Regions from separate parts of the Homo sapiens genome. Here all the other regions are linked to region 1. A link is an interaction called in ENCODE POLR2A ChIA-PET data of the cell type or tissue named here. Cell type or tissue: A673. All regions are shown on one strand. Each heading gives the region's core, and the rest is flanking DNA. Links, peaks and the distances in the headings are about the cores only. Region 1 overlaps TRIM56 (tripartite motif containing 56). Region 2 overlaps CLDN15 (claudin 15). Region 3 overlaps IFT22 (intraflagellar transport 22).

Region 1 (7,538 bases), core at 1,733-6,732:
GCCAACATGGTGAAACCCCCATCTCTACTAAAAATACAAAAATTAGCCAGGCGTGGTGGCACATGCCTGTAATCCCAGCTACTCAGGAGGCTGAGGTGGGAGAATCGCTTGAGCCCGGGAGGCAGGGGTTGCAGCGAGCTGAGATCGTACCACTGCACTCCAGCCTGGGCAACAGAGTGAGACCCTGTCTCAAAAAGAAAAAAAAAAAAGAGAGAAATCAGGAACATCATGAAAGATACAGCAAAATGTTTTACCCCAGCCCACTGCACCACACCTGGGATTGTGACAATTAACTTGATAAATTGTTCCTTTTCCTGTTCGGAACTGACTAGGTTGTGCGTGGATGGACCAGTGAAAAGAAAATCCTGTTTGGGTAGGGAAGAGGGAAGTAGAAAACCTCTTTCGTATTCTTGGTGTCAAGAAATGGGAAGAGAATGAGGGAGCAGAGACCTGGGTTGAGTGTTGGCTCTGCACTAAACAGCTGTGTGATCTTGGTCTAGTGCCTTAACCTCTCTGAGCCTCAGTTTGTACATCAGTAACATTGGGATAATGACATCCACATGCCCACTTCACAGAGCTGCTGTGAGGACTGGATGAGAAATGTAGAGAAGTATTTCGGACACCATAAAGCTCAAATACAAGGTGTTGGTTAGGAAAAGTTTCAACTGACTTGTACCCACCTGATACCCCTCCATCAGCATAAGCGTGTATGAGGATGTTAGGTACATGTGTTGTGAGTGAAAGCTCTGGAACACCCGAGTAGAGCTTTCTGCAAATCAGCTTCTCCTTCAGAGGAGACCATTTTGTTTTGCTTTCCAGCAGTTACTTGAAGAAGCCTTATCTGAAGTCACAACAGTGACTTCAGGAATAGAAGGGACCAATGGCCAGCTTGCTGAAATGTAATGCCATTCTTAAAAGCCAGCTAAGAATCAGACCGTATTAGTTAAGGACCCATAAGAGTAGACATTTAGAAAAAGTGAAAAATGGCAAGAGTGGCCCAATCTTTTGAGAGTTTAGAGAAAATATCATTTGGAAAGGGAGTAGCTCTCCTTCTATTTTAGCCTTATTATTACGGTATCTATAAAGCAATGCCATATTCTAAATCTGCAGAAATAAAATTCTAAGGGGCGAAAGTCCAAGGCAGAAGTCAAAAGTTTTGCAAGGAAACCGATGAGGTTGCTGACCTGAGCTGGGCAGGGTTGAACAGGCGAGTGCCAAGATCAAGGTCTCTGATTGTCTCTCCTTGAAAGGTAAGCAGAGAACTAGGGCTATCCCATAAATTAAGTGGGAGATTGGAAAGGGGTGCGGACTTCTGTATTGGGGAGAAGGTCTTGGATGAACTGGGGCAGAGAACTGCCAGAGAGAGTACCTAGGAATACGTTGTTAGCAGGAGAAAGACCAAGTTCAGATGCAGACTTGGGAAAGTAGGTAACTTGACCAAAGGTAGCAAAATTAGACTACCCAACTGGATTGTGAATGCAGTTTATGAAATGGATCAGGACAGGAGCAAAAATAGATTTTCTAGAAACTGCAGACTCCTGTGATTGGAGCAGTATACAAAGTACAGCAACATCAGACTAGATCTCACCTGAGGTGCTGGGTGAGAAATCTTAGGGACCAGATGGAAGAGGGCCTGTGTATAAAGACATTAGGAAGGAGGTTTGGGAGGGCAGCCTGACTTGTCTCCAGAGAAAGTTAGAACTGGTTGACTTAGCAACCAAGGGACACTGGGTCAAAGACGAGGAATCAGGACGTCGGTGCCTAGTGACTGAGCGCCAGCCCAGCCCATTTCTCTACATTGCCATGGGCTAAACCCAGTGTGCTGTAAACTCTTCAGTTCCTTTGGTTATGGATTTTGTATCTTTTCTGTGTTTCTTAATAAAGTTCTTTTGAAAAATGGGAACCTTTCTCAGATGGGAATTTTGTATCTTTCCTCTGTTTCTTAATAAAGTTCTTTTGAAAAATTGGAACCTTTTCTCAGAAGGGTTTATGGATACGGGGAACCTTTTTTTTTTTTTTTGAGACGGAGTTTCGCTCTTGTCGTCCAGGCTGGAGTGCAGTGGCACGATCTTGGCTCACTACAACCTCCACCTCCCAGGTTCAAGCAATTCTCCTGCCTCAGCCTCTTGAGTAGCTGGGATTATAGGCACAAGCCAACACGCCTGGCTAATTTTTGTACTTTTGGTAGAGACGGGGTTTCACCATGTTGACCAGGCTGGTCTAGAACTCCTGACCTCAAGTGATCCACCCGCCTCAGCCTCCCAAAGTGCTGGGATTACAGGCGTGAGCCACTGCACCCGGCTGGATACAGGGAACCTTTAACAACCAGGCCCAGATAGTGAAGGAAATCAGGTCATCAAAGCCACCCAATGGTAGGTAGCTCCCAGGGTGGCCACACAGATTCCTTGGGGACATTGCAGAAGCATGCACCTTCTGGGTGGGAACCAGTAGGTGATCTGGCCCATGCTGGCGCATGCAGGGCTCCACCTGGGCACACGCAGGTGTGATATGCAGGAAGTACATGAGGGACCCAGGTCATGGTGGCTGTGCCCACCACGTGGGGCTTTGTTTTGGGGTTTGTGGAAGCCAAACAAGCACCTGTGGGTACCTTCCCTTTTCTATTTTTTCTATTTATTTTTTTGAGACGGAGTCTCTCTCTGTCATCCAGGCTGGAGTGCAGTGGCGTAATCTCGGTTCACTGCAACCTCCACCTCCCGGGTTCAAGTGATTCTCCTGCCTCAGCCTCCCGAGTAGCTGAGATTACAGGCACCCACCACCATCCCCTGCTAATTTTTGTATTTTTAGTAGAGACAAGATTTCACCATATTAGCCAAGCTGGTCTCCAGCTCCTGACCTTGTGATCTGCCTGCCTTGTCCTCCCAAAGTGCTGGGATTACAGGCGTGAGCCACCGTACCTAGCCCCCTTTTTTTATTTTTTATTTTGTTTTTTGAGACAGGGTCTCACTTTGTCGCCCAGGCTGGAGGGCAGTGGTGCGATCTCGGCTCACTGCAGCCTCAACCTCCAGGGCTCAAATGATTCTCCTGTCTCAGTCCCTCAAGTAGCTGAGATTACAGGCACTCACGACCATACCTGGCTAATTTTTGTAGAGATGGCATTTTGCCATGTTGGTCAGGCTGCTCTCAAACTCCTGGGCTCAAGCGATCTGTCCGCCTCGGCCTCCCAAAGCACTGGGATTACAGGCGTGAGCCGCCGCATCCAGCTGCATCTGTGGGTACTTTCCAGCCTGTGGCATTTGGGGTCCTCCCTGCAGGGGGGGCGGGTTCTAGGAACATCTACCTACTGGCCAAACCCACTCCCCTAACCTGGTATCCAAGAGCCCCCAAAAAAGCTTCCTTCCTCTCCCCTCCAAGTTTTCCCAAAGAGGAAGAGGAATGATCTCAGCCTCTGGCCTCCCCATCAAATACAGGAGAACCGATAGCAGTGGCTGAGATCTTGCCTTCGCCTGCTCCCCATCCATTGACTCCCAGAAGCCTTCACATTCTGTTACATATGAGAAAACCAACCGAGGCTTGGCGAGGCTTGCTCAGAATAAGTCGATTTCAATTTAGACTGAGAACTGTCTGACTCCAAAGCTGCCCTTCCTAGCACCCAATGCCCAGTTCTCTGCCTTCTCAAGCAGCTCAAATCCTGGCCGAGTCACTTGAGCCTATCTGTATCTCTGTTTCCTCATTTATAAGATGAGTGAGTGGATGAAATAAGATCTGAGATGCTAAGCCGGGTACAGTGGCTCACGCCTGTAATCCCGGCACTTTGGGAGGCCAAGGTGGGCAGATCACCTGAGATTGGGAGTTGAAGACCAGCCTGACCAACATGGTGAAACCCCGTCTCTACTAAAAATACAAAATTAGCCAGGTGTGGTGTCGCATGCCTTTAATCCCAGCTACTTGGGAGGCTGAGGTAGGAGAATTGCTTGAACCCGGGAGGCAGAGGTTGCAGTGAGCCAAGATGGCACCTTTGCACTCCAGCCTGGGTAACAACAGTGAAACTCCATCTCAAAAAAAAAAAAAAAAAAGATCTGAGATGCTGCCCCGTGCTAATAAACCAGGCCCTGGTCCCTATTAGGAGAGGTCTGGAATTTTGACCTAAGGGGGGTGCTCAGAGACACACCATGCACCCTGCTGGCATCCTGTTCAAGGCCCCCAAGACGGAGATGGAGAGACACAATGACAAGCGGGGAGGGAATGCTTTGAATGGCTTGGCGGGGGAGAGGGCCCTCGGCTGCCGGTGACAGCCTGAATAAGAATTCTGCAATTCATCCTCTGATGACTCAGCTAGTTGGACCGGCGCCTCTGCCAACCCTGGGGAGCATGAGTCAGCAGCTGAGGGGGCCGATGGCAGGAGAGATCGCTGTGGTCCATGTGAGCAGTGACTGTAGGGAGAACGGCCTGTTCCCAGCTCCTAACCCCAAGGCGGAGCATCTGCCTCTGCGGTCGGACACACACGGGCCTCAGGTTCTTAGCCATGTGGCCAAGCCTCCTCCCTCAGACCCGATCTCTCCTCCTTTGCACTAGTGCAGTCACAGCCCCAGAAACGCAGGGGTCACGTCTGCTCCCCACAGCCTTGGTGAGCAGCCGTATCTGCAACAAGAGACTCTGCTCCTCCCTCCTCTTCACTCTTTCCGTGGGGTTAGATTGACCTCCCAAGCACAGCAACGAAGCCCATGCCGGAGAAGAGGAGAAGGAGGGACGTGGCGCAGGCCAGGTACATGGCTGGGCAGATGGCCACGGCGTCCTTCCCTGCTTCTGGGGGTTGGGGAATGGGTTTCTCGGGGGTTGATATTTTTGCTCAGGGGCCAACTCAGAAAACCTTCCTTCACACTTGGAAACAGCCGTATCTATGTTGCCTCCCGTGATCGTAGGTTAGGGACGGTCCATCCACTTATTCACTTATTAGAAGAAAACAGCCAAAGCAAGCCAAGGTGCAGCAGACCCCCGAGTCCAGAGAGCTGCTGGTGGCACAAGGCCGCAGAGTGAGGCGCACACGCAGACCTCACCCCCTCCAGCAATGCCTGCCTGCCATGCCTGGCAGCTCTGATCATCATCTAACTTTTTTTTTTTTTTTTTTGAGACAGAGTCTCTGTCACCCAGGCTGGAATGCAGTAGTGCAATCTCAGCTCACTGCAACCTCTATCTCCCAGGTCCAAGTGATTCTCCTGCCTCAGCCTCCTGAGCAGCTGGAATTACAGGCACCCGCCACCATGCCCAGCTATTTCTTCTATTTTTAGTAGAGACGGGGTTTCACTATGTTGGCCAGGCTGGTCTGGAACTCCTGACCTTTAGTGATCTGCCCGCCTCAGCCTCCCAGAGTACTGGGATCACAGGCATGAGCCACCGCACCCGGCTTCACTGCCTAACTTAGATTGTTCACATGCAGCTCCTTCCCTGCCTACAAAACCCTTCAGGAGGACAAGGGCTTCTAATTCATAGTGGGCACTCCATAATCAGGTATTTTGGAGATATCTATTGGTTGAAATAACGAATGAGTGAATGTATGCTAAAGCCTAGTCACTTTCGTTCAGATCGCATATACACTCCAGGGCAGGTGGCAACTCTATTGAGGGGGTGAGACCCTTCTGCAAAAGAGATTTATTAATTATTCCTTTCCTTGGAAGGGAGGCATGAGTAAGAATGAAGTTATTTAAGCTCAGTGGCTCATGCCTGTCATCCCAGAGCTTTGGGAGGCGAAGGAAGGAGGATTGCTTGAACCCAGGAGCTCGAGACCAACCTGAGCACTATAGCGAGACACCATCTCTACAAAAAGTTTAAAAATTGGCTGGGTGTGGTTGTGTGCACTTATAATCCCAGCTACTTGGGAGGCTGAGAGCAGGAGGATCGCTTGATCCTGGTAGGTGGAGGTTGCAGTAAACTGAGATTGTACCACTGTACTCCAGCCTGGGTGACAGAGCGAGACCCTGTCTCAAAACAAAACAAACAGAAAGATAATAACCCCTCCCTGCTGGGCTTTTTATTTTTCCATACCTCTCTAACCTTCTAACATACTCTACCCTTTCATTATGTATTCTGCTTATTGTTACCGATTTTCAACCCCTGTAGAATGCAAGCCCCATGAGGACGGGGGACTTTGTTTTGTTCACTGATAGGTCCGGAATAGTGCCTGGGCTATAGTACATGCAGAATGAGTGAATGAGTGAATGTATGCAGGAATGAGAGTGGGATGCAGTGTACATTTCCTCCCAGCCAGGCTCCTTTCTGCCTGCCATGCATACCACATGGATTCTCTTTTGGTCCTCTCAGGAATTCTATGTGGGGGGGGTATCACTCCCATCCCCATTTTATTTTTTTTATTTTTTTATTTTTGAGATGGAGTTTTGCTCTTTCGCCCAGGCTGGAGTGCAGTGGTGCGATCTCTGCTCACTGCAACCTCTGCCCCTCCAGGTTCAAGCGATTGTCCTGCCTCAGCCTTCCGAGTAGCTGGGATTACAGGCATGTGCCACCACACCCGGCTAATTTTTGTATTTTTAGTACAGACGGGATTTCACCATGTTGGTCAGGCTGCTCTCAAACTCCTGATCAGCCTCAAGTGATCCACCCGCCTCAGCTTCCCAAAGTGCCGGGATTACAGGCGTGAGCCACCACTCCTGACCATCCTCGTTTTAAAGATGAGGAAGGTAGCCGGGTGTGGTGGCTCATGCCTATAATCCCAGCACTTTGGGAGCCGTAGCCTGTGTATCGCTTGAGCCCAGGAGTTTGAGACCAGCCTGGGGAACATGGTGAAATCCCATCTCTACAAAAAATACAAAAAATTAGCCAGGTGTTGTGGCGTGTACCTGTAGTCTCAGCTACTTGGGAGGCCGAATTGGGAGGATCATCTGAGTCCGGGAGGTTGAGGCTGCGGTGAGCCATGATTATACCACTGCACTCCATCCTGGGCTACAGAGCTAGACCCTGTCTCAAAAACAAACAACCAAAGAAATAGGCAGCGTGCGGTGGTTCACGCCTGTAAACCCAGCACTTTAGGAGGCCAAGGCGGGAGGATCACAAGGTCAGGAGTTCGAGACCAGCCTGGCCAATATGGTGAAACCCCGTCTCTACTAAAAATACAAAAAAAAGTTAGCTGGACTTGGTGGCAGACGCTTGTAATCCCAACTACTCGGGAGGCTGAGGCAGGAGAATTGCTTGAACCCGGGAGGTGGAGATTGCAGTGAACTGAGATCACGCCACTGCACTCCAGCCTGGTGACAGAGCAAGACTCTGTCTCGAAAACAAACAAACAAAAAAACCATGAGGAAGGTGAGGCTAGAGAGATTATGCAACAAGGTCACCAGTAGTTAGGCAGAGGTGAAAGTCCACATGGCCACTCCTGGGCCAACTTCACCACACCCTGGGGGTCTGCACGAGAGACCTTCTGGGAATGCCACACCCCACTTAATCTGCCCAGGGTATTTCTCTATCTCCCTGCCCACCAATTTCATATGTGATCCCATTCCATCCCACAAAATATATCTGTGCCCTGAGGTACAGTTTCCCCTCAGCTAAGATTTTTTCCTGGTAGGAAA
Region 2 (10,762 bases), core at 5,625-10,624, 130 kb after region 1:
GGGAGCAGTTGTCCTTAGGAAGCCCCTGTTACCAGGGGCTGCAGTGTGTGAAGTTATTAGCAGTACGGAAAACCCAGAAGTTTCTGGGAAACATGGGGGAATTCATGGTATAGAGCAAATTTGTCCAACCTGCAGCCTGCATGTGGCCCAGGATGACTTTGAATGCAGCCCAACACAAATTCATAAACTTTCTTAAAACATTATGAGATTCTTTTGCGATTTTTTTTTCTTTTAGCTCATCAGCTATCGTTAATGTTAGTGAATTTTATATGTCTCCTAAGACAATTCTTCTTCCAATGTGGCCCAGAGAAGCCAAAAGAGTGGACACCCCTGGATTAGAGGCCCCTGGTCTGGGTGGCCCTGGGTGCTGTGACTCATGTGAACTTCTTATACCCATACCTTGTCTAAATGAATTGCAAGCTGTAATCTCGTAAGGTCCTTTTGGTTGCTGTATTAAGGCCCAGAACCCTGTTAACCTCATAGCAAAGCAAGTGCTTAGTAAGTATCCATTGAACAGATGGCCTCATTAAGATATTAGAGAGATCCAGCAAAGTCAACGTTAGGCACCATTTTTTTTTTTTCTGAGATGCAGTCTCGCTCTGTTGCCCAGGCTGGAGTGCAGTGGCGCCATCTCAGCTCACTGCAACCTCCACCTCCCAGGTTCAAGTGACCCTCATGCCTCAGCCTTCTGAGTAGCTGGGATTACAGGCGCCTACCACTATGCCCAGCTAATTTTTGTATTTTTTGTAGAGATGGGGTTTCACCTTGTTGGCCAGGCTGGTTTCGAACTTCTGACCTCAGATGATCCACCCGCCTCGGCCTCCAAAGTGGTGGGATTACAGGTGAGAGCCACCGTGCCTGGCCAGTCACCATGTTAGGCCTTCACTTTTGGGTACTTTCCTGGGGGTTGGCTCAAGTATTCCCCAGGGTTTTCTTGAGGAACTGCCTCCCTTTCTCTGAAGACTTGCAGCTGGGCAGGCAGTACTGGTTTTGGTGTCAGCTTCATGTTGGGGGGCTGATGTCAGGATTCAGAGACAATCCAGGTGAGGTGGTTTTTCAAGATGGCTCAAAAATCTTTGTCCTCCCATTAAAAAGTGGAGTGTTACGGCCAGGCAAGGTGGCTCACGCCTGTAATCCCAGCACTTTGGGAGGCTGAGGTGGGCAGATCACTTGAGGTCAGGAGTTTGAGACCAGCCTGGCCAACATGGTGAAACCCTGTCTCTACTAAAAATACAAAAATTAGCTGGGCATGGTGGCGTGTGCGTGTAGTCCCAGCTACTCTGGAGGCTGAGGCAGCAGAATCGCTTGAACCTGGGAGGCGGAGGTTGCAGTGAGCCGAGATCACGTCATTGCACTCCAGCTTGGGCAACAGAATGAGACCCCGGCTAAGAAAAAAAAAAAGGCCGGGTGCAGTGGCTCACGCCTGTAATCCTAACACTTTGGGAGGCCAAGGCAGGTGGATCACCTGAGGTCGGGAGTTTGAGACCAGCCTGGCCAACATGGTGAAACCCCATCTCTATTGAAAGTACAAAAATTAGCCGGGCGTGGTGGTGGGCACCTGTAATCCCAGCTACCTGGGAGGCTGAGGCAAGAGAATCGCTTGAACCCGGGAGGTGGAGGTTGCAGTGAGCTGAGATCTCACCATTGCACTCCAGCCTGGGCAACAGAGTAAGACTCCATCTCAAAAAAAAAAAACAAAAAAAACAAAATTAGCCAGGCATGGTGGCATGTGCCTGTAATCCCAGCTACTCAGGAGGCTGAGGCAGGAGAATCGCTTGAACCCGGGAGGCAGAGGTTGCAGTGAGCTGAGATCGCGCCATTGCATTCCAGCCTGGGCAACAGAGTGAGACTCCGTCTCCAAAAAGAAAAGAAAAGACTATTTCGGGGCTGAACAACACCATCTGTGCTTCTCCGTGGCATCCTAGGCTGGGATTCCCGTCCAGCTTGCACTGTCAGCACAATCTCTTTGGATTCTTTCCTAACTTAGCTGACTGTTTCATATTTTGTGGTTATAAAAAGAGGCACACTGGTTCTGTTCAATGTAAGATTTCTCTCCCCAGTGACGTACTCCGCCTTCCAAAATGACCTTGAGAGGACAGGGCTGGACCCTGAAGGCCTCTGGTTGCTCTCTGATGCCATCCATGACATTCTCTAGGAAGCTGAGTCCAGGGACTTTGGACCCCCATTGAAAAACCATAATTCGGCCAGGCAGGTGGCTCACGCCTGTAATCCCAACACTTTGGGAGCCCGAAGCAGGCGGATCACTTGAGGTCAGGAGTTCGAGACCAGCCTGGCCAACATGGTGAAACCCAGTCTATACTAAAATTACAAAAATCAGCTAGGTGTGGTGGCACACGCCTGTAATCCCAGCTATTTGGGAGGCTGAGGCAGGAGAATTGCTGGAACCCAGGAGGCAGAGGTTGCAGTGAGCTGAGATCACGCCATTGCACTCCAGCCTGGGTGACAGAGCAAGACTCAGTCTCAAAAAAAAAAAGAAAAAAGAAAGAAAACCATAATTCCCCAAGGACAGCCTGAAACAATTTTGCCAGCTTCCTTCATGCTAGGGAGATTTTTTCCTACCTTGGGAGACACCTGGTCTTTGGGAAATGTATACTCTGCTCTAAGGTTCTAGAAGGTAAACCTAGTGTCATGTGATAAGGGCAGCACCCCCCTTTCCTGGGAGCACAGAGGAGGAAGAGGTTGGTGCCAGGGTTTGGAAGTGTGGACACGGGTGGTTACTCCTAAAAACTTCAATGAGGCTGGGTGCTGTGGCTCAGGCCTGTAATCCCAACGCTTTGGGAGGCTGAGGCAGGAGGGTCTCTTGATCCTAGTAGTTTGAGACCAGCTTGGGCAACACAGGGAGACCCCATCTCTACAAAAAATTTAAAAATTGGCCGGGCACGGTGACTCATGCCTGTAATCTCAGCACTTTGGGAGGCCGAGGCAGGCAGATCACGAGGTCAGGAGATCGAGACCATCCTGGCTAACACGGTGAAACTCCGTCTCTACTAAAAATACAAAAAATTAGCCGGCCTGGTGGCGGGCACCTGTAGTCCCAGCTACTCGGGAGGCTGAGGCAGGAGAATGGCGTGAACCCGGGAGGCGGAGCTTGCAGTGAGCCGAGATTGCGCCACTGCACTCCAGCCTGTGCGACAGATCAAGACTCCGTCTCAAAAAAAAAAAAAAAAAAAAAATTAAAAATTAGCCAGGTATGGTGGCGCACACCTTTAGTCCCAGCTACTCAGGGAAGGATGGCTTGGGCCTGGGAGGTTGAGGCTGTGGTGGGCAGCAATCACTTTACTGCAGTCCAACCTGGGCAACAGAGCAAGACCCTGTCTCAAAACAAAACAAAAAAAAGATCTTGATTTTAATTGATGTGAGTTAGGAGAGCCAAGAATTCTGGGAAGCAGGGCAATTGTGTCTTCAGTCTTGGAGAAATCCTGGTCTGAGTACTAACTAGTGGTGTAGCTCGGACAGGTCACTTCACCTCTCTGATGCTGTTGGAGCCATGCTGCAGCTATTGCAAGAATTCAATACACCTAGCCCGAGACCTGACTTCTAGTGAGTACGCAGCAAATGAGAGCGCTTGATGATACTGCCAAGACCTAAAGCATGTTGTTGAGTTTTTCACAGCCAGCTCCCTGGGGACTAAACCCAGCACCTGGCCCAATTGTCAGGTAGCCAGCAGTTTGCATTTACATTTCTTTTTTTGAGACAGAGTGTCACTCTGTCGCTCAGGCTGGAGTGCAGTGGCATGATCTTGGCTCACTGCAACCTCCACCTCCCAGGTTCAAGTGATTCTCGTGCCTCAGCCTCCTGAGTAGTTAGAATTACAGGTGCCCACCACCATGCCCCGCTAGTTTTTGGATGTTTTTTATTTTTTCTTTTAATTTTTTTGAGACAGGGTCTCACTCTGTCACCCAAGCTGGAGTGCAGTGGCACGATCTCAGCTCACTGCAACCTCTGCCTCCCTGGTTGTTCAAGCGATTCTCCTGCTGCAGCCTCCTAAGTAGCTGGGATAACAGGCACCCGCCACCTCGCCTGGCTAATAATTTTGTATTTTTATTAGAGATGGAGTTTCATTATGTTGGCCAGGCTGGTCTCGAACTCCTGACCTCAGGTGATCCGCCAACCCCGGCCTCCCAAAGTGCTGGGATTACAGGTGTGAGCCTCTGCGCCCGGCCAGTGGTTTACATTTGTGTTTGCTCCTAGGCTGTGGGTTCTTTGAGGGCACAGGCCCACTCCAGCTTCTAGCAGGGAAGCAGCTCAGTATGTGTTCTGAAAAAGGGCAAATGTCTCCATAACCCTTTGTAGTCACATGTCCACCCGGGAAGAAATCAAAACTCAACCTGGTGACCATATTAAGGCACACACTTAAATGCCGAGTTGTAAAACTGGGCACAGGTTGTTTTTCCTGAAGGGGGAAGAAGTGAGAAGAGGCAGGCTGGTGTTGGGAAAAGGAGGTAGACATGTGGGGGTGGCACACTGAAGACTTTTGGAAGTGCCTGGAGGTGTCAGCAGTTGTAATTGACTTTTGTCTTCCTTCACTATAGGGAGCACTCTCATGGCCTTTCAGGATTGTAAGACACTTTTTGTTTGTTTTTCAAGACGGAGTCTCGCTCTGTCGCCCAGGCTGGAGTGCAGTGGCACAATCTCAGCTCACTGCAATATCCATTTCCCAAGTTCAAGCAATTTTCCTGCCTCAGCCTCCTGAGTAGCTGGGATTATAGGTGTGTGCCACCACTCCTGGCTAATTTTTGTATTTTTAGTAGAGTTGGGGTTTTGCCATGTTGGCCAGGCTGCTCTTGAACTCCTGACCTCAGGTGATCCGCCCACCTTAGTCTCCCAAAGTGCTGGGATTACAGGTGTGAGCCACTGCTCCTGGCCCTAATTTTTATTTTTTTAGTAGAGATGGGGTCTCGCTACGTTGCCCAGGTTGGTCTTGAATTCCTGGGCTTAAGGGATTCTCCTGCCTTGGCCTCCCAAAGTGCTGGGATTATGGCCATGATCCACTGAGCCTGGCCTGTAAAAGACACTTCTACTGAGCCTGGCCTGTAAAAGACAGAAGACGGTGTGGAAGGAGAGGATTGCAGTTGGTCACAGACTTGTTGGCCACAGGACCCTTTATGTAGGGAGCAGCTCAAAAGGCACCAGGGCATCTGGCCAGGCGCAGCGGCTCACACTTGTAATTCCAGCACTTTGGGAGGCTGAGGCAGGCGGATTACCTGAGGTCAGGAGTTTGAGACCAGCCTGGCCAACATGGTGAAACCCTGTCTCTACTAAAAATACAAAAAAATTAGCTGGGCATGGTGGCGCACGCCTGTAGTCCCAGCTACTTGGGAGGCTGAGGCAGGAGAATCTCTTGAACCTGGGAGGCCGAGGTTGCAGTGAGCCAACATCGCACCACTGCACTCCAGCCTGGGTGACAGAGCAAGACTCTGTCTCAAAAAAAAAAAAAAAAAAAAAAAAAAAAGCACCAGTGTTTCTGGCTGGAGCCCAGCCAAAAGGATCCCAAGGATCCCAGCCCCAAGGTGAAGGTGTGTCCAGGGCCCAGGAAGCAGCCTGGTGTGATGGTGGAGCACGGTTTATCCGGAGGAAAGGGAGCAATGGGGATGGAGAGGTGGGCCAGGCCCAGGCAGCATGTCAAGTTCATAACTGTCTGGGGCTTTCTTCTGGCGGGGCCAGGAGCTGCCAAGGCAGGGCGGTCGGTGGTTCTCCAGGAGTGCATTAGGAAGACCGTGCTTGAGACGCCCAGTTGGGGGAACCCTGTAGTTGTGGGGGGGCAGGAGAGTATGAGGGCCTGCCCCAGGACCAGCAGTGGAGAAGAGAGAGAAGTAGATGGGTGTGAAAAACACCATAGAGGGAGAGTCTGGAGGATTTGGCAATGAACGGAGGAGAGGAAGTGGTGGAGCAGAGGGGAGGGAGAGGTTGTCCATCTGCAGACAGAGATGTCAGCCATGCTGGTGACAGGGGTGATGGGGACTGCAGCTCTGCGGAAAGTGATGAATTCGATGTGTCTGGAGCCCACATGGTAGGAACATACATGTACTTCTGAAGCGCAGGGGAGAGGCACAGGTGGAATGCCAATGCAGATCTCTCCATTCCAGGGGAGGGTTGGTGAGGGCGAATGAGATGAAGGAGAAAGGGGAGGGGCTGTGGTCAGAATCCAGGGCTCCCCAAGGGACTGGCCACTTGTTCGCACTGCAGAGGATAGTGCTGGGATGGGGCTCCATTGCCCACTTTGCTGGATACCAGGCTTCTTCCTAGCGGCCTCATTGTCCTTTTGTTTTCTCTCTTTTTTTTTTTGAGACAGGATCTCCCTCTGTCGCCCAGGCTGGAGTGCAGTGGTTCACAGCTCACTGCAGCCTCCAACTCCTGGGGTCAAACGACCCTCCCACCTTGGCCTCCTGAGTAGCTGGGACTACAGTAACGCACCACCATGCCCAGCTAATTTTTGTATTTTTTTTTTTTAGTAGAGAAGGGGTTTCACCATGTTGGCCAGGGTGGTCTTAAACTCCTGACCTTAAGTGATCCTCCTCGCCACCCCCCCTCCCCCGCCTCAGCCTCCCAAAGTGCTGGGATTACAGGCATGAGCCACCACACCTGGCCTCACTGTCTCATCTTAAGCGGGTGCAGCTCTGTGCTTAGCACCCACTGGGCCTGCAGCAAACCCACCCACAACCCAGAACCGTGTCTCAGCCGGACACCACCGAGGTGCACACATACCCACCGACAGACCTCCAGAGGCTCTTCTGGAAGGTACTGTACCTTCCCCGGAGAAAGTCTCTGCACCATTCCCAAGTTAATGTTAAACAGAATTTCAAAAGGCTTATCACTCCTGATAACCATCCATGCTCAGGCCCAGGGCACGCAGCTCTGCTCTAGACTGGCCATGGAGAGTGAAAGGAGCAGCTTGGGGTCTCAGGCTGGCCAGGGGCCATCTCTGCTATTTCCAGTTTCCTGCAGCCGGGACTTCCGGGATCTGCTCCTTGGTGACTCTTACCAGCAATTATGTGCCACTGGCGAAATCACTTGCAACCCCTCTTCTATTTTGCTGTACAACACAGCCCCAAAGTGGTGGACAGGGTGGCAGTCTGGGGTCCCAGACCTGAACCGACCCCTGGCACCACCCCTCACCCCTTGCTTGGCCGGCCGCTTCTGACACCTTCAAGCCCTGAACGGTCACAATATGCATTTATTAATGAATGTATTTATACACAATACAAACGTGCGGGGACACCGTCCCCTTCACAGCCCAGAACCCAGGGTCAGAAGATGAGGGATCCAGCCTCAGAGGGGAGATATGCGACTTCCCAAGAGCAGTTCTTGGCCTGGAGGGGCCATGAGAGTGCAAGACACGGGGCCGTGGCCGGGGCGGGGCTACGGGAGCGGGGCGTGGCCGGCCCCTGAGGTTACTATAGGGGAATGGGCCCCGGCCAGGTCCCCTCTCCTTGGGGCAGTGGGAAGACAGCGGGGCCCACGGGCCAGAGCTGCTACACGTAGGCGTTTCTGCCGTATTTGCCAAAGCTGCTGTCGCCTTCTTGGTCCGAGGTGGCGACGGGCATCACGGACACTGGAGCCTGGTAGGGCCGCCGGGCGCTGCGGGGAGGGCCCGGGGTCAGAGCGGGGGCGCGGCCCTCCTCTCTCCAATCCCGCCCGGCCCCAGCCTGCGCCTCACCCTGCTCACCTGGCGGCTGGGTCCTCGTCAGAGCCGCAGCAGCAGGCGGAGCAGAGGCAGAGGCCACCCAGGATGGAGATCAGTGAGGCGCTCCACCCCAGGTAGAGGGCGGGGCCCAGCTCGTACCTGCGCACAAGGGCGGCGCGGGGGCGGGGGACAAGTGAGACGCCAGCCGGGGGGCAGGGCTGAGTCCCACCCGCTGCCCCGAGGGCGGGGGGTGGGGGGTTTCCTCACTCACTTGGTTCCGGGGTACAAGGGGTCGAAGAAGTCCCGGGTGATGTTGAAGGCGTACCAGGAGATGGCCACCATCCCGCAGATACCTGGGGACCGGAGGACGACCCCAGTCCAGTCCAGGGGGAGGGATAGTGGGGGAGGGGGCTTAGGGGAGAGGCAGGCAGGGGCTGCCCAGAGTAGGACGGGGGCACCAAGTCCCAGAGCAGCAATTTCACTCAATTCCTTTCTCCCCACCCCAGTTTATAAGCCTTCCTCCTTCCTGGGGTCAACTTCTCAGGGTAGCCCTTAGGCCCCAAGTCCAGCCCACCCAGCTCATCTCACACTACCTCAACCTCCTCCTGCCTCTTCTCTCTTTGGTCCCAGATCTACCTAGTTCATGCCCACCTCTAGGGCCTTCATCCCATCATCTCCTCACCCAGATGGAGCCCCATCCAAATCCCGCCCACCCTTGAAACCTTGAAAACCCAGCTGGGCCATGGGAGTCCAGGGTCGTCCTTTCCTGAAGCCAGGCAGACCCCCGGGCTAGCACCACCCTACTCACTGGGGGCTTGTCCTCTTGCAAGCCACCTGACCTTTCTGGGCCTGTTTTACCTCTGGAAAACAAGCAATACCCACCCTACCTCAAAGGCTTATTGTGAGGCAATGGGTACAGAAATGTTCTGCAAATTGAAAAGCAATGGCCAGATGGCATTGTTTTTGTTTTTTGCTGAGACGGGTTCTCACTATGCTGCCCAGGCTAGTCTGGAACTCCTGGGCTCAAGGCAGTTCTCCTGCCTTGGCCATTTTTTTTTTGACAGTCTCACTCTTTCACCCAGGCTGGAATGCAGTGGCACAATCTTGGCTTACTACAACTTCTGCCTCCCAGGTTCAGGTGATTCTCCTGCCTCAGCCTCCAAGTCAGTGGGACTACAGGTGCCTGCCACCACGCCTGGCTAATTTTTTTTTTTTTTTTTTTTTTTTTTTTTTGGTATTTTTAGTAGAGACAGGGTTTCACCATGTTGGCCAGGCTGGTTTTGAACTCCTGACCTCAAGTAATCCACCCACCTCAGCCTACCAAAGTGCTGGGATTACAGGCATGAGCCACCATGCCCCGTGGTATGGCACTGTGGACGTGCACTGTGTGTGTGCGCCATAGCGTGCACCCTAACTCTGCTCCCCAGCTAGGATGTAAGCTCCCGGAGGCAGCCGCTCACTCTTATCTTCGAAGTCCCTCCCACACCTGGCCGTGGCCAGCCCCTACTGGGAGCTCAAGAAACACTGCCGATGGGCTGATTTGCAGCCAGGAGATCTGGGGAGTACAGATGAGGCAGGGGTGAGCAGGTGTCCATGCAGCAGGGTAGGGGAGGTGAGCATGAGGAGTGGGAATTGGAGAGGAGATTAGATGAGGACAAAGCAGCCTGAAGTCTGCGGTTGAGGGGGACCCCCGCCCCATCACCTTCCCCCAGTTACCGGCCAGAATGTGGAGGGCCCCTGCGGTGGCCGCCAGCTTGGCTTTCCTGGAGAGCTCCAGGCCCCCAATGTTGGTGCAGCGCAGGCCCGCTATGCCTAGCAAGAGGCCGAGGAAGCCCAGGAGGATGGCGGTGATCATGAGTGCCCGGCAGGCCTGAATATACCCTGGGGGTGGGCACAGTTGTCAGCCTTTCCCATCTCCCCTCTGCGACGGAGCCAGCCCAACAGCCCCTCACCATCCCAGGTTCAAGTGATTCTCCTGCCTCAGCCTCCCCAGTAGCTGGGATTACAGACACGCACCACCACGCCCGGCTAATTTTTCTGTTTTTAGTAGAGACAGGGTTTCACCATGTTGTCCAGGCTGGTCTCGAACTCCTGACCCCAAATGATCTGCTTGCCTCGGCCTCCTGAAGTGCTGGGATTACAGGCATGAGCCACTGTGCCAGGCCCCCCTCACCTTCTTGCTCTCTTGTACCTAACAGTCCCCACATCCTCTCCTTCCCCTGGGCTCCTCCAGCCTACCCAGTTGCAGTCACCCTTCCCTCCTTAGGCATCTGGGCCCCTCCCACCCTGCTCCCCACTCCTCCCATGCACCTGGCACGCTTTGCTTGTGCCTGGATTACAGGCTTTCTCCTGGGCACTCTTGACACCTGAGCTGGGCAACTCTATTCTGGGGGCCGTCCTGTGTACTGTGGGATGTTCAGAAGCCTCCCTGACCTCTACCCACGGGGTGCCAGTAGCAACCCCCTCCCCACAAGCTGTGACAATCATTGTGCAAAGTCGCCCGGCTGAGAACAACTGCCCTATCAGGTTGCTCTCACGTTGCTGGGTATACAGAAACCACAGCTAAGCATCGCTGTCGCCTTCCCCACGTCTGATTCCACTCCAAGTCCTTCACTGTCCTAGCCCAGTGCTGGACATTTTGACCTTGGTTTCTTCCTGGAGTAACAGGTAGGGGGCAGCGGTGCTGTACAGCAGAGGGCCTAGGGCAGTTTTAGAGACAGGGTCTTGCTTTGTCGCCCAGGCCAGAGGACAGTGGCGCCACTACAGCTCATCACTGTAGCCTTGATTGAACTCCTGGATGCAGGCGATCCTCCTGCCTCAGCCTCCTGAGTAGCTCAGGTTACAGGTGTGGACCACCACACCCGGTGGAGTTTCTGACCTAGGTGGAATCCTGGGCCCAGGACCGATCCAGGTCAGTCTAGCTCAGTCTTTCAGTGCCTCAGTTTCCCTTTTCTCAGAGCTGGAGGCTGCGGGCTCCCTCTTGCTTCCCCCTTCTCCTCCCTTCTCTGTCTTTGATAGTTGCCAAGCATTCCAAGGACCTTGCACCCCTTTCCCGGGTGGGGCATAACTGTTGGTGCTGAAGGGGAAAGGCTGGGTCCCTGCCAGGAGATGCAGGGT
Region 3 (7,732 bases), core at 1-5,000, 210 kb after region 1:
AGGGAGAGGGGAGGCCAGGCGCTCTCAGGAGTCCCAAAGGACAAATAATCCCGCCGCTGCCGCGGGACCCAGACACGAGCCAACTGCGCGCCCGCCCTGCCCCGCCTGAGCTTTCCGTCCGCCGCCTGGGGCCCAGCCCTTCCCTGTCTGTCACAACCAGAGCCCAAACCCCGGGGGCCTGAGGACAGTCCACTGGCGGCTCCGTCCCCTGAGGACCTTGAGCAGGAGGGCCAGGGGCCTGGGGATTGGTGGCTGTTCTGCCCTTTCCGCCACCGTTGGCGGCTGAACACTCCTCCCCGGGGTCTGGGGTCAGGGACCCAGCCTGTGGGATACCACCCAACTGCAACTGTCCTCATCCACATCACACTCACTGCTCCAGGGCCTGGGATCAACCACGAGCTTAGCTGGGGCTTGCAGGGACCAGCCCCACAGGGTCGGGGGGCTTCTCCCTGTGTGCGGCGACGAGAGAGTGTAGAAATAAAGACACAAGACAAAGGGATAAAAGAAAAGACAGCTGGGCCCGGGGCACCACTACCACCAATGCGCGGAGACCGGCAGTGGCCCCGAATGTCTGGCTGCGCTGTTATATTTTGGATACAAAGCAAAAGGGGCAGGGTAAAGAGTGTGAGTCATCTCCAATGATAGGTAAGGTCACGTGGGTCACGTGTCCACTGGACAGGGGGCCCTTCCCTGCCTGGCAGCCAAGGCAGCGAGAGAGAGAGACAAAGAGAAAGACAGCTTACGCCATTATTTTTGCATATCAGAGACTTTTAGTATTTTCACTAATTTACTACTGCTATCTAGAAGGCAGAGCCAGGTGTACAGGATGGAACATGAAGGCGGACTACGAGCGTGACCACTGAAGCACAGCATCACAGGGAGATGGTGAGGCCTCCAGATAACTGCGGGCAAGCCTGACTAATGTCAGGCCCTCCAACAAGAGGTGGAGGAGCAGAGTCTTCTCTAAACTCCCCCGGGGAAAGGGAGACTCCCTTTCCCGGTCTGCTAAGTAGCCTGTGTTTTTCCTTGACACTGAGGCTACCACTAGACTACCGTCCGCTCGGCAAGGGGCGTCTTCCCAGAAGCTGGCGTTACCGCTAGCCCAAGGAGCCCTTCTGGTGGCCCTGTCTGGGCATAACAGAAGGCTCGCACTCTTGTCTTCTGGTCACACCTCACTATGTCCCCTCAGCTCCTATCTCTGTATGGCCTGGTTTTTCCTAGGTTATGATTTTAGAGCAAGGATTATTATAATATTGGGATAAATTAATTACTACCAACTAATGATTAATGATATTCATATATAATCATCTCTAAGATCTATATCTGGTATAACTATTCTTGTTTTATATTTTATTGTACTGGAACAGCTCGTGTCCTCGGTCTCTTGCCTCGGCGCCTGGGTAGCTTGCCGCCCACAGGGGCTGCCACTACCAGGATTCGAGCAGAGCACCTAGAGGACTCCAAATTGCTCCCCTGAACCCATTAATGCCAGAGCCAGCCTACACCGCTCCTGGGCTCAAAGACTGGCCCACCTTAGCCTCTTAGTCCCCAGCAACCACACCCTCCACTAATAACCACACCCTAAGCCACCCAAGAAATCATACAGAGCCTACAGTACTACCCCAATCAAAGCCAAAGTGCCCCACCTAACCAACACCCTATCTACATTTTTAGGAAGAAGTCCTCCCCTACAAAGCAAATTCACAAACTTGGAAGAAGCAATTTACACAGGATGTGCAGATCTCAATGGAAGGACACGGGAAACGTGAAAAAGCAAGGAAGTGGGACGCCTCCAAAGGAACCCAGTAATTCTCCAGCAACAGATCCCCATCCAAAAGAAATTCAAGAAATGTCATATAGAGAATTGTGGAAACTGATTTTAACCAAGATTAGAGGGATTCAAGAGACTTCTGAAAAAGAAAGTAAGGAAATGTCAACAGCAATTCTGGATATGGTTGAGGTATTTACCAACCAGATACAGAGTTTTCCAGAGCACATGGCAAATGTGGAACTGAAGAAATCACTGGATGAAATACAAAGTATACTCGAAAGCTTCAATGATAGACTAGATCAAGCAGAAAAAAAACTCTCAAAACTTAAAATCTGAAGGCTTTTACTCAATTCAAATATTTAATGGGTTGTACTCTGGCCATTCAGGTGAACAAAATCTGCTGGGTTAATTTTTTTTTTTTTTTTTTTTTTGAGATGGAGTCTCGCTCTGTCGCCCAGGCTGGAGTGCAGTGGCGGGACCTCGGCTCACTGCAAGCTCCGCCTCCCAGGTTCACGCCATTCTCCTGCCTCAGCCTCCTGAGTAGCTGGGACTACAGGTGCCCGCCACCACACCCGGCTTATTTTTTGTATTTTTAGTAGAGGTGGGGTTTCACTGTTAGCCAGGATGGTCTCGATCTCTTAACCTCGTAATCCACCCGCCTCGGCCTCCCAAAGTGCTGGGATTACAGGCGTGAGCCACTGCGCCTGGCCTTGGGTTGTTATACTGGGGTCTTGAATAATCATTAAAGGTGAAATGAAAATAATTTCCTTTTGAGGTGGTCAATTTTGTGAGATGGATTCTTGTTAGGCAGCTGTCATGGAAAGATGATTTAGTTCAGTTGACATTAATAATACGCATGGTAATCCTAACAGGTGAATGTGGTTCAAACTAAATTGCCAGGGAATTGTCATGGTCTAGAAAAGCCACTCTCTCCAGTAGACTGCTCACACAGCTACATGTCAGCCCTCCTCACTGTGAAAGTGACAGACACCCTAGCATTTTTATTCATCTCCCTTAGGTGCCTCAACTTTTTCTCCCACTCTCAGCTGAAAAGAGCTACATCTACCATTTCATCTACTTAGTGTATTTTCTTATTGGCTATGTTAAAAAATTACAAACATAACAATTATGAATGAAAAATAACTCCATGGCTGGGTGCAGTGGCTCACACCTGTAATCCCAGCACTTTGGGAGGCTGAGGCGGGTAGACCACAAGGTCAGGAGTTCAAGACCAGCCTGGCCAAGATGGTGAAACCGTCTCTACTAAAAATACAAAAATTAGCCGGGTGCAGTGGCAGGCACCTGTAATCCCAGCTGCTTGGGAGGCTGAGGGAGGAGAATCAGTTGAACCCGGAGGGTGGAGATTGCAGTGAGACTCTCAAAAAAACAAAACAACACAAAAAAATCTCCTAAGATGATTAAAACAAACTTGCTTCTACAATAAACCGTAAACTCACCGTATCTAGTGATTCTGTACATTAAATCTTTTGAACATGTTTACCAATTTGGTGTTATGAAAAATTTTTTAGAGGTTGTGTATGGGCTGGGCACAATGACTCATGCCTGTAATCCCACCACTTTGGGAGGCTGAGACGGGCGGATCACTCAAGGACAGGAGTTCGAGATCAGCTGGGGCAACATGGCAAAACCCCATCTCTACAAAAAGTACAAAAATTAGCCAGGCGTGCACTAATTAGTGGGCTGGACCATTACTGGTGTGTGTATCTCTAGTCTCAACTACTCAGAGGCTGAGCTGGCGAGATCAGTGGAGCCCAGGAGATTGAGGCTGCTGTGAGCTGTGGTCATGCCACTGCACTCCAGCCGGGATGACAGAGTGACACCGTGTCTCAAAAAAACAAAAAACAAAAAATTGTGTCTGTACTCCACTTTCCAACTGGATATAGTGTCCATATCAAGGTCATCTAAATAAATATAATGTTTTGGAGAGAGTTGTTTTTTTTTTTTTTTTTTTTGTGACGGAGTCTCGCTATGTTGCCGAGGCTGGAGAGCAGTGGCGCGATCTTGGCTCACTGCAACCTCTGCCTCCTGGGTTCAAGTGATTCTCCTCCCTCAGCTTCCTGAGTAGCTGGGATTACAGGTACCCGCCACCAGGCCCAGCTAATTTTTTGTGTTTTTAGTAGAGTCGGGGTTTCACCATGTTGGACAGGCTGGTCTCGAACTCCTGACCTTGTGATTTACCTGCCTTGGCCTCCCAAAGTGCTGGGATTACAGGTGTGAGCCACTCCACTCGGCACTTTTTTCTTTTTTTTGAGATGGAGTTTTGCTCTTGTTGCCCAGGCTGGAGTGCAATGGCACAATCTCGGCTTACTGCAACCTCCGCCTCCCAGGTTCAAGCGATTCTCCTGCCTCAGCTTCCCAGGTAGCTGGGATTACAGGCACGTGCTACCACGCCCAGCTAATTTTTGTATTTTTAGTAGAGACGGGGTTTCACCATGTTGGACAGGCTGGTCTTGAACTCCTGACCTCAGGATTTCCACCCGTCTCAGACTCCCAAAGTGTTGGGATTACAGGCGTAAGCCACTGCACCCGGCCTCCAGGCTCAAGCAATTCTTATGCCTCAGCCACATGAGTAGCTGGTATTACAGGTGTGTGCCAACATGCCTGGCGAATTTTTGTATTTTTAGTAGAGATGGGGTTTCGCCATGTTGGCCAGGCTGTTCTTGAACTCCTGGCTTCCATCAGTTCTCCCATCTTAGCCTCCCAAAGTGTTGGGATTACAGGTGTGACCCACTGCAACTGGCCAGGCACTTCAATTTTTTTTTTTTTGCTCTGTCACCAGGCTGGAGTGCAGTGGTGCGATCTCGGCTCACTGCAGTCTCCGCCTCGCGGGTTCAGGCAATTCTGCCTCACCCTTCTGAGTAGCTGGGACTACAGGCATGCCCCACCATGCCCAGCTAATTTTTGTATTTTTAGTAGAGACGGGGTTTCACCATGTTGGCCAGGATGGTCTCGATCTCTGGACCTTGTGATCCGCCTGCCTCGGCCTCCCAAAGTGCTGGGATTACAGGCGTGAGCCACCACGCCCAGCCAGGCACTTCAAATTTTTTGTCTCTGTGTGTCTGCGAATAACTGAGAAAGTGCCACAGTATTGATTTGGGGGTTACAAACATATTTTAGTGAGTAGGCAAATTCTCAAATACAAAATCTATGAATAAGGATCAAGTATACGTTCATTTGGCATTTTAAGTACCCCAGGTTCCCTCATTATCTGAGGGAGGGCAGCATATGAAACTTATTTAGACTTCTTCTTAAACATTTAATGTAATTTAATTTATTTGAGACAGGATGTCTGTTGCCCAGGCTGGAGTATAGTGGCGCGATCTCGGCTCAGTGCAATCTCTGCCTCCCAGGCTCAAGCAATTCTTATGCCTCAGCCACCTGAGTAGCTGGTATTACAGGCGTGTGCCAACACACCCTGTGAATTTTTGTATTTTTAGTAGAGATGGGATTTTGCCATGTTGGCCAGGCTGGTCTTGAACTCCTGGCCTCAAGTGATCCGCCTGCCTTAGCATCCCAAAGTGCTGGGATTACAAGTGTGAGCCACCGCTCCTGGGCTAGAACTCTTTTTTTTTTGAGATGGAGTCTTGCTCTGTTGCCCAAGCTGGAGTACAGTGGCGCAATCTTGGCTCACTGCAACCTCTGTCTCCCGGGCTCAAACAATTCTTATGCCTCAGCCTCCCAAGTAGCTGGGATTACAGGCACGCGGCACCACACCCAGCTGATTTTTCTATTTTTAGTAGAGATGGGGTTTCACCACGTTGGTCAGGATGGTCTCGATCTCCTGACCTCATGATCCGCCCACCTTGGCCTCCCAAAGTGCTGGGATTACAAGTGTGAGCCACCACGCCCCGCCTAGAACTCTTATAGAGAATGAAGAATGCGTTTTGATTTTCTTTTTTGCATATCCAAGACATTGCACTCAAGTTTCTGAATCGGCCTATTAGGTTGGTGCAAAAGTAATAGTGGCTTTTGCCATTAAAAATTAAAAATGGCAAAAACCACGATTAGTTTTGCACCAACCTAACATTTAGGAAAATGGAGAGTTCCACGAAGGTGGGAATTTCTGTCTTTTTCATTTATGCTGTCTATGGTCAGCAGCTAGAACAGCAGTGCACACACAGCAGGTGCTCAGCCAGTCGGTATTTGTTGGGTGAATCAAGGAATGAAAATCACATTCAAGCCAATACACGTGATTAAACTACTGTTGTATCATTGGGCTGCGACGGTTACAAGTCCACAAACTGTTTAACTGGACATATGTGAGGTGGTAAATCCCTCCATTTTACAGGTCTTTGGGAAGTTCTGGGGCCAGGAAATCCAAATTTGATAATAGGATTTTCTCAACTGAACTCAGGGCAGAGCACAGATGGTCTGAGTGAACGCCCTGTGTGACAGGTGCCTTCCTGCAGGTAGGAACACTTCCTCTGCAGTCAGAGGGAGAAGAAAACATCAGGAGCTGGATGTGATTTCAGATCTGCACCGAGAAACATGCTGATTTCACTGGGGATGTGGCAGTCCCAGGTGAAGGCTGGCTAGGTCATAATTGACATCTCCTCCCTGTCTCTGCTCTCAGACATGGAGTTGATTATGCTTTTTAAATACTTTATGAATTCCATCCGGATCTCCTCAGGGTCATCTTCCAGGTTTGAGTGCACCAGCTTCAGCTTGTTCAAGGGTGGCGCTTGAAAATGAAGATAAGGTTAATTAGGCAAAGAGTTTCCATGAAGGGCCCTTTATAGCTCCCAATGAAACTTCTAGAAGAAATTTAACTTTCTGAAGTTCACAGATCAAGTTGTCTTCTTGACACCAGAGAACAGAGAATGGGTTTGCTATACTGCCCCCTGGCGACAGGATGAAAACCTTACAAACCACTTTCCAGGTCTTCTGTTCTTAAACCAGAAAGGAATAGATTCTCTATTATTCTCATTTTGTTTCTGAATATTTTGTGAGTTCTTTTTCAGGATGACTGTGTCACCTCTGGGATGTGTGTTATGTGAATTGGAGGTTTTTCTCCAGAAAAGTTCTTTCAGAAAGAGTGCCCCCCTAGTTGTACCCAAGAATAGCTACAAGGATTTTCCCACTCTGTATTCTGCTCTTTTTTTTTTTGAAACAGAGTTTCACTCTTGTTGTCCAGGCTGGAGTGCAATGGCACAATCTCAGCTCACTGCAACCTCTACCTCCCAGGTACAAGTGATTCTCTTGCCTCAGCCTCCTGAGTAGCTGGGATTACAGGTATGCACCACCACCCCTGGCTAATTTTTGTATTTTTAGTAGAGATGGGGTTTCACCGTGTTGGCCAGGTTGGTCTAGAACTCCCGACCTCAAGTGATCCGCACACCTTGGCCTCCCAAAGTGTTGGGATTACAGGTCTGAGCCACCGCACCCGGTCTTTTCTCTTTTTTTTTTTTTTTTTTTGAGATGGTGTCTCGCCCTGTCACACAAACTGGAGTGTAGTGGTGAGATCTCAACTCACTGCAATCTCCGCCTCCTGGGCTCAAGCAATTCTCCTGCCTTAGCCCCCTGAGTAGCTGGGAGTACAGGCGCCTGCCATCATGCCTGGCTAATTTTTGTATTTTTAGTAGAGACGTAGTGGACTCACATGGAGAGGGTAACAATTGCCTAGGGTACAGTAGGTGCTCAGTAACTGGACAGAGCTGCTGGTTTCTAGGACATGGGACAATATGTAGGTGTCCAAAACATTCAAGACAAAAGAGGAAGAGAAATTCCAGTTTCCTTACACAAAGACAGGCTTCCTTTATCATCTCCAGAGCCTGGTTTGTGGTGTGCAATTAGCATACACTGTGTGTCCTGTAAGGACGGCTGTTGGACAAAGCAGGAATACCACATCTCCATTTCCTTCCGGTGGCTTGGGATGTCAGCATTGAAGACGATCACCACTCCATGAGCATCCTTCATCAGGGCCGGCCAGCAGGACTCAAA

What was found. ChIA-PET counts read pairs that join two places held together with the same protein. Peaks named below come from ENCODE experiments on the same cell type or tissue, not always from the same donor. Only the 100,000 strongest peaks of a DNase experiment are listed, where the experiment ranks them.
Region 2: POLR2A ChIA-PET joins it to region 1 with 6 read pairs; 6 of 35 experiments call an interaction of 5 or more read pairs at or near these places.
Region 3: POLR2A ChIA-PET joins it to region 1 with 9 read pairs; 3 of 35 experiments call an interaction of 5 or more read pairs at or near these places.

What each region holds. Positions count from the first base shown.
Region 1 is chr7:101,095,998-101,103,535 of GRCh38, forward strand. TRIM56 (tripartite motif containing 56) reads left to right here. Exons shown (of 3, transcript NM_030961.3): 3 at 1-1,970. Among named protein-coding and RNA genes, the nearest start is that of TRIM56, 14 kb to the left of the region's middle. RefSeq lists enhancers at 3,395-4,102, 4,103-4,810, 4,171-4,465, 4,218-4,362, 4,263-4,407 and cis regulatory regions at 4,285-4,295, 4,330-4,340. In A673, for the core only: no CTCF peak of the experiment used is centred there; a DNase peak (open chromatin) is centred at 4,284; H3K27ac peaks cover 1,967 bases.
Region 2 is chr7:101,224,917-101,235,678 of GRCh38, forward strand. It overlaps CLDN15 (claudin 15), which reads right to left. Exons shown (of 5, transcript NM_014343.3): 2 at 9,362-9,526; 3 at 7,917-7,998; 4 at 7,688-7,804; 5 at 7,178-7,599. The coding sequence ends at 7,494. Among named protein-coding and RNA genes, the nearest start is that of CLDN15, 7.5 kb to the right of the region's middle. RefSeq lists a silencer at 2,137-2,313 and an enhancer at 6,634-7,555. In A673, for the core only: no CTCF peak of the experiment used is centred there; no DNase peak of the experiment used is centred there.
Region 3 is chr7:101,308,810-101,316,541 of GRCh38, forward strand. It overlaps IFT22 (intraflagellar transport 22), which reads right to left. Exons shown (of 5, transcript NM_022777.4): 4 at 7,531-7,732; 5 at 2,105-6,473. The coding sequence ends at 6,325. It overlaps EMSLR (E2F1 mRNA stabilizing lncRNA), which reads left to right. Exons shown (of 2, transcript NR_110115.2): 2 at 1,675-2,530. Among named protein-coding and RNA genes, the nearest start is that of EMSLR, 4.4 kb to the left of the region's middle. RefSeq lists an enhancer at 169-996. In A673, for the core only: no CTCF peak of the experiment used is centred there; no DNase peak of the experiment used is centred there; H3K4me3 peaks cover 566 bases; H3K27ac peaks cover 435 bases.